3 separate regions of the Homo sapiens genome follow, and regions 1 and 2 are each linked to region 3. The links are chromatin contacts, found by Hi-C or POLR2A ChIA-PET in ENCODE. All regions are on one chromosome and are shown on one strand. The core of a region is the stretch at or near the end of the contact, and the rest is flanking DNA. Distances in the headings are between cores, read along the strand shown. Region 1 overlaps ZDHHC14 (zDHHC palmitoyltransferase 14). Region 2 has its middle 99 kb from the start of TMEM242. Region 3 has its middle 79 kb from the start of ARID1B.

Region 1 (3,740 bases), core at 745-3,244, 870 kb after region 3:
CGTATGTCCAAAAACCTTTCCCTACTCCACTCCTCCTAATCAGATAAGTTTATGTATATTTTTCTAGTTCTTACATATTATAATTTTTTACATTTTAGTCTCTGGTATGTCTTTGAAGGTGTGGTTTTAACTTCAGGTTCTTCCCTCAAATGATTAGCTGTCTATCCTAATTTTGTTTATTTGTAATAAATAAAATAATAATTAATAATAATCCATGCTTTCCCCACTGATTTGAAAGGCTGTATTTATCAGATACTAAGTCTTAGAAAATTTGTCTATTGGGGATCTTCTATTTTGTTTCAGTATTTTATTTATTCCCGGGCCAATGATTTCCCCTTATTATTTTACTTTTGCAAATATTCTCACGTTTATTCTTCCAGATGAAGTTTAGAATCATTTTGTCAAATTTGTCAAAATTTTTCTAAATCATATTGAGATTTCTATTAGCATTGTAATAGATGTATAAAGTAAGTTGGGAAGAAGTGACATATTTAAAATACTGAATCTTCCACCGCAGGAAGCAGAGTGTCTCTCTGTGGTTTTCAAAACCCCCTTCAAGTCTCTATATTGTTGTATTGTTTTTTTCTTCACACGGAAGCTACCTACCATTTTTTTGTTAGCTTTATTTCTAGAGTTTTGTGGTTATATTTTTCTGTTTCAAAGGAGACATTGTCTTCTTTGTAGTTTCCAACTGTTTGTGTCATTAAATATATAAAAATACTTTTAAAGCTTGTATATATATTGGTTTATATTTGTTAACCTTAATGAAGATTTTTATTCATTTTATCCAATCTGTGTTGATTAGAGGCAAAAAAGAAAAGAGCTTAGGACCATAATAGATGGGCATTTTTATTCTTTAAAGTATAGTGTACTTATAAATAGCATCCCCTGCTTCTGTACTGGTAATCCTAATTCTCTTTTCTTCAATGCTAAAGATAAAATCTTGCACCAGTCCGGTGTAGAATGAGTGATAAACCAGCCCTTGCATTCAGGTCTTTTGCTAATGCTCTCAATATTAATGCCACTCAAACTTCAATAAAAGCCTGTCTGATTTTCCTGGTGATAATGGTGAAGCCTGGCCCTGCCATAGCGTGGTATCCAGTGTCCACTTTTTACCTTTGTTCTTGTCTACTTGTCTTACAATAATGCAAACACTGACAACCCAAATTGATCTCTATCACTGTACAATATTTACCCATTTCTGACAATGCAGAAATTATGTACCACAAAGTGGAAACACACAAATATTTCTAGCTTTGGCTTTCAGTGGAAGAACTGATCTTCACTTACGCAGCACAGCGGTTTTGTGTATATACTCAGAGAACTTTGACACAATTTGAGGGAAATTAAAACTTTGCAAGGACAAAGCCACTTTCTTTTCCTTTCAAGGGCAAGGCTTTGGCATCCATGTGGAAAAAAATAGTATGGAAAATATAAGGTAGTCATTAATTTTCATTTTGTTATGAGCATGTATTGGATTAACTCAGTTAAACTAAAAAGGTCGCAGCTACTAAACACTTTCTTTTTATTGTTTTTAATTGTACTAATTAGTGATATATATATGTATATACATACACACACACACACACATATATATATACACACACACACACATATATATACACACACACACACATATATATATATATACACACACACATACATCTATATTGCCCTTCTGAGTCTGGGCAGCCCCTGAAAAAAGAGCTTTTGATAGCTGTGAACATCATAGCATCTGACAGTTCAAGGTCTTTGCATGAATTACAATGTCCCTGAACTGCAGGAACTGAGATTGTCATGGTTTAAAAATGGAGAAGCTGAAGTCTGTTTTCTCCACCAGATCAAAGAATCATACTCTTTACTGGGGCCATTCTATGTTTCCATTTTCTGGAACTTATATTTTCAAAACAATTTGTAGGAATATTTGTGTTTCTATTCATGGAATCATTTTTGAACATTGATGTTTGCCACTCCGCATTCACGTTAAAGTTCAAGCAAATAGCCACTTCAACTTCATGAGAGCATGCCTATGTGCACGAGAGCATTCCTTGAATGAAACGTACTTTATTAGGGTCTTTCTCACCTAAAATCAGCATGCACTCTAGACCACAGCTATTGTCTGTCATGATGTTTTTCAAACTGTGCCTCCTGGAGCCCAGGCAAGGGACAGACATGTTGGGTGTCCCCATAAACCAGAGCTGCTTCACTCTCATCTGTTTTGTATACTGAGGTTCTTTGTAAAAGTTTCTTTGAACGGAAACTCACGATGCTATAAATAACAACAAAAACAAACAGTTTAAACACCTGGCCTGGCTGTTTTACTGGGCAGACCTTCCATAATTAACTAGATAATATCAGCTCTTTGGGTGACGGGAGCATCTTCGTAAGTGGCTTGCATCTTTCTCTTTTGTCTGTGTTTTTAGCCAGCTGCTTAGATTCCCCAGCTAATGGTACTGAAATGCAGCCTTGGGGTTCAGCTGTTACTTGTATGGTGTACAAACCTGTCTCTCTCAGCTGTACACAGGGAGCTGTTATAAAAATGCATATTCTTAGCCCCTCCTGCAGATAAGAATCTTCAGGAATGAGGAATCTGTATTTTTTTTTTTTTTTTTTTTTGAGCCTGCTAGGTAAGTAAACCTTTCGTGAATGGTGCTTGGGGCGGGGACTTCACCAAGCTTAGCTAACTAGTTGGCTGACTTGCTGTTAATTTTGTCCTGCCTGCTAATAAGTGTGTGCACCTACGGCAAGGCTCCTCAGATTTTCACGTGCATCCAAATCCAAATTCAGGGTGGGAGGGTGTGTGGGGAATCTTTGAAAATGCAGATTCTGGCTCAGCAGGGTCGGGGCTGGGAGGAGACGCTGAGATGATTCATTTCTAATAAGCTTCCTGGTGATGCCAATACTGCCAGTCCATGGCCCACACTTTGAGTAGCAAGACCCTAGGGCAGGGCCTCTCAGCCTCAGCACTCTTGATATCTGGGGCTGGAACGTTCTTTGTTGGGAGGGGCTGTCCTGCACATTGTAGGACATTTAGCAACACCCCTGGCCACCACCCACTAGGTCCCACTTGTGACACTCCCTCCCACTCATGACAACTACAAACATCTCTAGATGGTTTCAGATTTCCCCCGGGAGGCAAATCGCCCTGGTTGAGAACCACTGCCCTAGATGATCCCGATCATCAGCCAAGTTTAAGATCTGCCATGAGTATGATTTGTCTGCACACTTAAATTATTAAAAAATACAGATTCTGGGTTTATCTGGCCTCCCTAGAGTACAAGCCACAATAAGAAAGAGGACTAACCTTTTTTTTTATTTTATTATTATTATACTTTAAGTTTTAGGGTACATGTGCACAACGTGCAGGTTTGTTACATATGTATACATGTGCCATGTTGGTGTGCCGCACCCATTAACTCATCATTTAGCATTAGGTATATCTCCTAATGCTATCCCTCCCCCCGCCCCCCACCCCACAACAGTCCCCGGTGTGTGATGTTCCCCTTCATGGACAGAGGACTTACCTTGTTTACCACTGTATCTACAGCACCTAGAGGACTGTTGGGCATACAGTAGGTGCCTAATAAATATTTGAATGAATGCATAAAGAACCTAGCACTGCATAGCACATGAAACTCATTCTTCGAGGCCACCTGTTTCTGTTCTCTATTAAGTAGACAGAAAAAGGTTTTCTACTAATACTTCCATTGGGCTTTTTCCCCCGTCAATTCCTTGTTAAG
Region 2 (4,052 bases), core at 1,538-4,037, 530 kb after region 3:
GTCCACCCAGACCCCAGCTGTGAGGGCAGGGCCTTTGCCCAGCTCGGAGCTGGGGTGGGGCTGGGCCCCTGGAAGGCAAAGCACATAGCAGTGGGAAGGTGAAGACCCTCCAGGAAAACAGCTGCCCGCGCTTGTGGGTGTGTTTTCTCCTTAGCTTACTGGGCATCGATTGATTTTACTGTTAAGGAGAGAAGGCAGTGTTTCCCCTTTCCTCAGTGACATTGTGGGGCCATTTATGAGCTGTGGTTTTCCTGCCTGCCTTTTTGGGAGGGAGTGGCTCTGTCTGCCCCAGTGCAAGGCAGCTTGGGGAACACAGATGAGTCGCCAGGGAGGACTCCTTGAAGGGCAGTGGTGAGGCAGGAGGACCGCCCAGGGGCCCTCCAGGTGACGAGCAGCTCCTGATTGGTCTGAGGAGGCCCCTATGCATCGCTCTCTGGTCCGTGGAGCGAAGCGACAGCTGCAACCTTTGTGCAGAAAACACAGAGAATCCCGCTGGTGTCACAGGGCCGGGGATCTTTAGTACTCATGGGCACCGAAACAGCCCAAATGCCCTGGGGGCAGGCAAACCCCCAGAGCTGATTTGGAAGGAGGTCTCCCCCAGTACCAGAGGAAAGCGCTGGGCACCCCCCCCCCGCGTGGTGGCAGTGGACTGTGACTGCTGGTGCCCCTCCGTGTCACTCCCTCTGGTCCCCCGCAAGCTCTTGGCACTCATGTCCAGGAGGCTCCCATTGCTCAGCGGATGTTGAGGGAGCACTTTGTACTAAAAGCGTGCTGGGGCAAAACGACTTCTTGATCTCTTCATGTTTTAGGCAGCTCCTCCCGTTATGGGCCCCAAGAGCGCTGCTACCTCCCAAGGGAACACAGAGAAGGTGGCTGGCGTCTGTCCTGCGCAGCGAACGGTGGTCCGGGGATGCTCCTGGACGGGGTGGAGCAGATGGATGACAGAGAAGTTGGGGGGCCCTGAGGAACAAGAGAAGCTGTGTTGGTGGCAGCAAAGGAAGACACCAGCCTGAAGGAGGTGCGGGACAGACAGGTGCTGGATGGAGTGCTGCGTGGGGATGAGGATGTTATTTTTGACAAAATGAAGGGGAACATTCAGGCGGTCATTAGCGAGCATGGTAATGGGCTTGTCGCTTATGCTCGGTGACAAGCTGTAGTGGCTTCTAATTTCTCCTGCACCTCCAATTACCCTTCAGGAGCAAGACCGTCCTCACGGTCAAGCCTTTCCAGCCAGCAGATCCAAGCAAGGAATAAGATCTATGCAGCTTCCATGTGTCTCTGGGAGAGAAGATTGATAAAAGCAATCAGAAATTTCCGGAATTGCCTGGAGAAGAGAAGGCCAGCGGGAGGGGAGGGGGCGAAGATGAGGAAGGAGAGGGCACAAGTTAATAACACCTGTCACGTTGCCGAGGGGATGCTGAGGGCCACAGCTGGGCTCTGTTTCGGCTTCGAGCGGAACAAAGAAGAAAGGGCAGCTGCTCCAGCAGCGAGGAGGTGGCTGGACATGAGGAAGTCTGTGGCTGACGGGCTTCGGGGAGGCCTCCAGGGAGCTGCAGTCCCTGGGGACAGCACCCCGGTGCAGGTGGCTCCGGTGGCCCCTGGGTTTGGCGCCCAGCACATTCCCTTGACACAGCATGGCTATTTAAGGCCCAGGCCAGCATCCCATCGGGTGCTTTTAGCCGCCTGCGTCTCCTGCGCCTTTGGGGCTTCTGGGGCCTTCGTGACAGCAATCACCAGGCCTTTCATCCCCGTGGCTCAGAGCATCCCCCTCAGGGGAGCGGCAGCCTTGGAGGGGGTGAGTGGGGAGGGGTGAGTGGGGAGCGGCTGAGGGGGGCCGGCGGGCCCGCTCCGTTGTCCCCTGCAGCGGCAGGCGCTGGAGAACTCGGCTGCAGTCATTAGAGCCGGGAGTTGGCGACTGTTGGGGCCTTGTGTGGGGATGAGCTGTTAGGACTTTCCTGCCTTTAAAGAACAGGGACTGGTAAAATCGTATATATGAAATCAAAGCAAAGAGGAACCTGTTTTAGAGGTGAACAAGAGAGAGCTCAGAGAAGCGCATTAGGGACATATGGCATTTGTCAATCAAACGCAGAGCAACCTTCAAAAAGCCATTAGAAGGCAGCCCCATGCCGGTTCCGCCATTTGTGCCGGCTGAGGGCTCCCCCGTCCCGCAGGCCCCACAGACGCTCTGTTTCTGGGACTAATTAGCCTTCCAGAGGGCAATCAAGGGCCTCTGCTGGAACTTTCTTAGGAACTGAGCCGTTAGATGGCTTCAAATGGACACCACTAGAAACAGGCAGGAGCCAATTAGGCAGCGGCTCCCTCCCGGGGCCCGGCCAGGCTGCAGAGCGAGCCAGGAGGCTCCAGCAGCCTCTTGGTGCTCCCTCTCTCTGACAACGCTCCTGCCTCGTTCCTCCCCACATCCCCAATCCTTGCACTGAGATCATTAACCTTCAGGGCTCCACGAGGGCAGGCATTGGGTCTGCTTTACTCGCTGCTGGGTCTTCGGAGTCTGGAAGGGTGCCTGGCACGGAGCAGGTGTTCACTCAGTGTGGCCAAATGTCTGGGTTTTGTCCCAGCGGAACGAATCACGTGGGATTTCCTTTGCGGAGCATACTTTTAACAGGCCAGCCATGTCCACTCCCGCTTGAGTTGGACACGATTTAGGCATAGGGAAAAGGGGCGTTAGTGCCGTCTTGCCACACTCGCCAGCCAGGCCCACTGGCCTCGTCCCTGAGTTTCCCAGGGGAAGTGGGTGCCAGAGACCATCCAGTGCCCCCACACCCAATGAGTCTGTCGACTGAGTGCCGCAACCAGGTCCCAGCTAGGGGCCCGCAGGCTGCCCTTGGCCTGGGACACCATTGCGTTTTCCCGCAGGACCTGCCCACCGCTGACCTACCGCATCCGCTGCTGGCCTCCACCTGCTAGCCCAGGCCAGGGCCCAGGGTGTGGGTGCTGGACACGTCGAGGGGCACAGGGAGCCAAGACTGCCTCATCCAAGCCCCAGAGCCTGCAGCTAACAAGCTAACAGGGAGACGGTATGTAGCAAACAGTCACACAAATAGTTCTTTCCCTCACTCCTTGTGTCCTCCTATTCACCCTCCCTTCTTTGTCCTTTTCTTAAAATTAGAAGCTAAAAATATGTCCATTGTAGAAACTTAGAACAGTACAAGAGCATAGAGAAACAAAGTTAAAAATATCAGTTACCTGTAATTCTGGCATCCAGAAATATCCACTTTAATAAGGTGTTCAATTTTGTAAGCAAACTTTAAATTTTATTATATCCTAAGCCTCTTCATGTCATTAATTTTTCTAAAATTTGAGCCTTTGTGGCTGCCTAGGGCCCCATTTATTTCACCCATCCCCAGTTGTTGGACATTCATGTCTCTTCCACATTTTCACCCTCATAAAAAAATGCCGCCACAAACATCCCAGAAGATAAATCTTTGTCACAATCTCTAATTAATTCATTAAGATAAATTCCAGGGAGTGAAAAACAGTGTTTCAAATGGTATGACTATTTTTAAAGCTATCTGGACATGTGGCCAAGTTACACTCTTGGGAACGTCATGGAAAATCCCAGCAGAAGTCTAAGAAAGGATCTAGATCCAGCTCCTTGAACCCAGCCAGCACTGGGTTATCTTCCCGCTTTGCGAAATTTGTCCTGTTTTCATTTCCTTGTCAGCAAGATTGAATTTTTTTTTTGTATGTTCCTAACCCATCTATATTTTGTTTTCTGGAAATTTTCTATTTGTATCCTTTGTCAATATTTTTTTTACCAGACTACTAATCTTTTATGAAAGTTTATTGTTTGAATTATAATCATTAGAAATTTCTCCTTTGTCACTTTTTCCCTCCCCTCCCACCCCCACCCCCAGCCCCAGTTCTGTGTTTCAGACCTCAGTGTCTTTATCTACAAAATGAATCGCTGGGCCAAACCACCTCCTGACTCCAAAAGTCTTTTCAAGAGCTCAAGCCGGCTGTGTTCTGCCAGATATGTCTGGTATAATCCTCCCTCATCTGCAGCCCGGTTCAGGTCTCCCAGCCCTTAGCAT
Region 3 (3,945 bases), core at 582-3,081:
TGCATACTCATTTGCTTATAAGTACTAGAATGTTTCCCAAAGGCAGGGACTTGCTCTGCCTTCTGCCCTATGGTTCTCCCAGCAACTAGAATCCCTGGCACATACTAGGCACTCCAGAAACATTTGTGGAAAGAATTAATGAATTAGAGCTAATGCACACTGAGCATATAACTCAGTGTATACCATATGTCAGGGCCTCACAGATAGTACATTATTATTTTATTATATTTCTTGTCTGTCCAATTCAGACAGAGAATGTCAGACAAGGTCCTTTTTTTGTATCCCTTTCTATAGCACCAGGCACAGAAGCCCTCCATAAATACTTCTTAACTAGACTTAATATGTTCTAAAGCCAATGGTGAGATAGAACTGAGATTATTTTTTTCGTGGCTGGCTATCAGTTCTATTTCATTTGAATGGCCAAGATTCTCTCACAGCACATCAGGTCTCTATTAAAATTAATTATGATCAGACTCTATCCATCCATCACTTAGGGAGAAAAGATGACAGAGGTGTCCCTCCAAAGTCATCCTGGCCACTCCTGGAGGTGGAAGATTGCTCTGGGGCCCAATGTGACGTGTCTTCACTCTAATCATCAAATATTTTTAAATATTACTCAATAATCTCTAAGAAACTACAAAAAGGGAGGTCATCAATGTGAGTTCTGCCCCCAAAATCACTTAAAGTCCAAACTTGGCAGAGAAGAGAGGCCCCATCACTCTGCACCTGTTCCCTAGCCAGTTCTCACGGCCCAGGGCAATTTCCCCTTTCACTTCCCCTCAAGGGGAATGTACCGCCAAGCACTCCTACCTGGTTTGACATCCCATGTTCATGGCTGGATAATGACAGAGCCCTTCATGAATTCTATGGCATGCAGTATCTTCTGCTCTGCCATGTTCAGGGAGGAGAGAATACACATGCACAGCTGAAATCCCCTAGACAGTTACCATGTATCTATCTCCGTTCAGTGAAACAAGCCTGCAGAATGCTGTGAGCATTCTTTGTTCTTCTTCCTTTTTTGCAGATGTAAGAAAACCTAAGAAAGGGAAGCCATGTCCCTACCAGTAGGAACGCTTTCAAAGGAAGGGAAGGATGTGACAGCTGGGTGCCAGGCATGGTCCTAGAGAAACTGACATCCATTTTGTACTTTAATCCACATCAGGACACTTCAAGGTAGCTGATATTGTCTTCAATTTGCAGATGAGGAAAGAGATTAAAGAAATTAAGTGATATACGTTGGGTCATGTGGATGATAAATCATACACCAGGATTTGAAGTAAGCTTCCTCTGATTCCAGAATGTCTTCTAAGAATCTGCTACACTGCAACGTGCCTTTGGGCTGGTTAGTTACTCCCTTGAGTCCAAGCTTGGTTATCTTCCTTAATAGCTCCCTCTCTGCCCTGGATCCTATTTTTAAAAAACAACAGCTATAAAAAGTTACCCTACCAGATTAAAAAAGTCACCAATCTACAACAATTAAAACAGAACGGTGAGCAGTAAAACAGCAGTTCAAATATAAACTCAGGTGTGTGATAAAAGGAGCATTTCAGATCAATGGAGGACAAGAAGATTGTTCTATAAATGGTATTGGAAAACCTGGTTAGTGAAACAATTAGTAGATGCCCAATAAGTGTTTGTAATTTGTTTTACTGTAAAATTAAATGAGATAACACATGTTCTCCAGCTTCCGCAGTGACTGCTAAGAAAAGAGAGTCAGTGTAACTTTTTGAGGTCTGGACTTCCTAAGTCTCTCATCTAGATAGCACCCAGACCTTCATTCCTTAAAAAAATCTCCTACAATACTTTCAAATTTACAAAGTGCTTTCACTACCCCATTAGTGCAGGGCAGGTGTTCTTATTCTCACTTTCTATATATGGACACTGAGACTCAAGAGAGGTTACAATCGCAGCTGGCGTGGCCGTGTGAAACTTAAAGACGGCTTCCTGGTTCCTCGTGCCATGGTCTTAACACTAAACTCTCTATATATAGTCTCTCCCCACCCCCACCCTCATGTTCACACCACAAAATTTAACAATGGAAAACAAATAACATCAATACTTTACCAAGAGCACAGTAACTAGGTTAATTTCTATGTAATCCCAATCAGTCTTTGCCCATAGCACACATTTTACAACATTATCGTCATAGTTTAATTACAATTTAGTGGCCCATTTTCCCACTTAACAATGCTGTTTACAGTTTTGTAGCAAATGACTGATGTGCATCTTTCCTGTCTCTTGCACACTTCTCTTCTTTAAAGTCATCCATGTAAATCTCCATCTCTAATCCAATTGCTCTTAAATGAATTTCGTTCACTTGAGTGACTGCATTCAGTTGTGTTCCCCTTTACAGGCAGTCATTTATCGCTCTTCCCCCAGCAAGAAGTCCTGTTTCTTTTCCCAATCCATAGGTGACTTTAAATGTTGTTTGGTTTCCTGGGCTTTCAGGATTTCTCTCCTGCAGGTGAACCGCCAGGAGCTCTTCTTCTGCAGGTTCCTGCCTAGGTGTGAGCAGCATAAGGAACTGTCTCTTGCCTTCTTGGAGTTTATGACTATGGCACTCCTGTTAAGGAATCACTCCTCACTCCTTTTTTAACCTGTGGCTTTCCAATTTCACTTCCCCAGGCCAGTCATCACTAAAACCATGACTCACCCCCATGGTTTCCTCTCTGGCAAGGGAGAAATTTCAAACCTGAACATTTTCATCACCGTTATGTATACAGTATGATTCACGGAGACTCTATTAGCGTATTAAGTAAGTCATTATTTTCAATCGTCTACACTGTATGTTAAAAAACAGAGGCATTTTACTGCATACTTAATGTTCTATTCCCCCCATTTAGTAGATGGAAATGGCCTCATAGAAACATATCTGACTCAACCAGTCTCTGTTTGGAAACAATATAGAAAGAGACACAGAAAAGATACATTTTTTGGTCAGTGCCTGTCTTAAATGCTCCATAAGGTCAAGTTCAGTCAACTTGAAATAAGGAGTTATGGGGTCTTAACAAAGTAGCGCTCAAATAGTCTGTCAATAAATATCTATTGAATGTCAGCACCCAACTCTGTAGAAATGGCTGAAGGGAAATGCTGCTAAAAGCCACCTTGTCTGACAAACACATACACTGGCAAAATCTGCCAAAAGAGGGTGACATAAAATGAAGGTTGTAATGTTTTTAAAAGGTTGCTTTTGATCAGGCTATAACTGTAAAGTGCTTTCACTTAATTAAAATAGAGATGATAAAGCTACAGAAGAACAATAATAGTAATTGGGAAAGATACTGTTGTGATTGGTTTTGCTTTCAAGCATCTCCTTGTAAGAGTTTTATGCAAGGGGAGGGGCAAGAATCATTTTTCCTAAGAACTTATTTAATCTATTGATAAGTCTCATAATTTTCTTTTCCATCATTAAGGAGCTTTTCCTGGAGAAAAAGAAGTCCAAATTTCATTTTGGGAGGAAAGAAAGAAAATTTTTAAAAATTATGATTTAGCACGTCTTAGGCTGGGTGTAACTTTTCATGACTCAGCTAACAGGTTAGGAATGGCCAAGCATGGTTGAATATTCTGCTTTTGTGAGGCGTGGGCATTGCCAATAGTTGAAAGTTATGGTAGCTGTAATTCAGAAGCGGGAATAGAAGTGTCAACCTGAGAAAAATGTAGCACTAAAGTAACAAGCCAAATTGCTGGCATTGTCAGTAGCTGTGATTTCACTGTATTGATTGTCCCCTGTGAAATGTGAGGCTCTTTATTTGAATCATTTGTATGGGTGTCATATTGGGTTAATTGCAAAGCAATTGGATTTAATAATAATATAATGGTGTATCCATGTACATCGATTGCTAGAATTGTGAGATGTGAATTGCACTTGATCATGAGGTCGGGCTTCCCGATGCTACAGGATGAGCAAGTCCCAGGCTAATCGTGTAAATTTAAGCTGCCTAGGGT

Evidence for each region. Hi-C counts contacts between places; a loop is a spot of excess contacts on that map. ChIA-PET counts read pairs that join two places held with the same protein, here RNA polymerase II (POLR2A). Pooled maps may share reads with other maps.
Region 1: a pooled map shows a loop between it and region 3 (13-fold over the local background). The contact joins two enhancer-like sites. A Hi-C loop is called at or near these places in 1 of 168 maps with a recorded cell type or tissue (GM12878), 26 of 37 single-sample maps with no recorded cell type and 6 of 50 pooled maps.
Region 2: a loop to region 3 is called in a map with no recorded cell type, with 13 times the contacts of the local background. The contact joins two enhancer-like sites. A Hi-C loop is called at or near these places in 2 of 37 single-sample maps with no recorded cell type and 8 of 50 pooled maps. POLR2A ChIA-PET finds 5 or more read pairs at or near these places in 1 of 52 experiments (BJ).

Annotation. Positions count from the first base shown.
Region 1 is chr6:157,569,182-157,572,921 of GRCh38, forward strand. All of the region lies in intron 2 of ZDHHC14 (zDHHC palmitoyltransferase 14), which reads left to right. Among named protein-coding and RNA genes, the nearest start is that of MIR3692, 42 kb to the left of the region's middle. RefSeq lists an enhancer at 3,651-3,740. Within about 2 kb of position 1,995, at least 3 of the 41 ENCODE cell types and tissues checked have a DNase peak (open chromatin) inside an H3K27ac peak, as active enhancers do; they include GM12878, where a contact is called at or near this core.
Region 2 is chr6:157,222,857-157,226,908 of GRCh38, forward strand. No RefSeq gene overlaps it. Among named protein-coding and RNA genes, the nearest start is that of TMEM242, 99 kb to the right of the region's middle. Within about 2 kb of position 2,788, at least 12 of the 41 ENCODE cell types and tissues checked have a DNase peak (open chromatin) inside an H3K27ac peak, as active enhancers do.
Region 3 is chr6:156,696,585-156,700,529 of GRCh38, forward strand. No RefSeq gene overlaps it. Among named protein-coding and RNA genes, the nearest start is that of ARID1B, 79 kb to the right of the region's middle. RefSeq lists enhancers at 478-527, 2,268-2,507. Within about 2 kb of position 1,832, at least 6 of the 41 ENCODE cell types and tissues checked have a DNase peak (open chromatin) inside an H3K27ac peak, as active enhancers do; they include GM12878, where a contact is called at or near this core.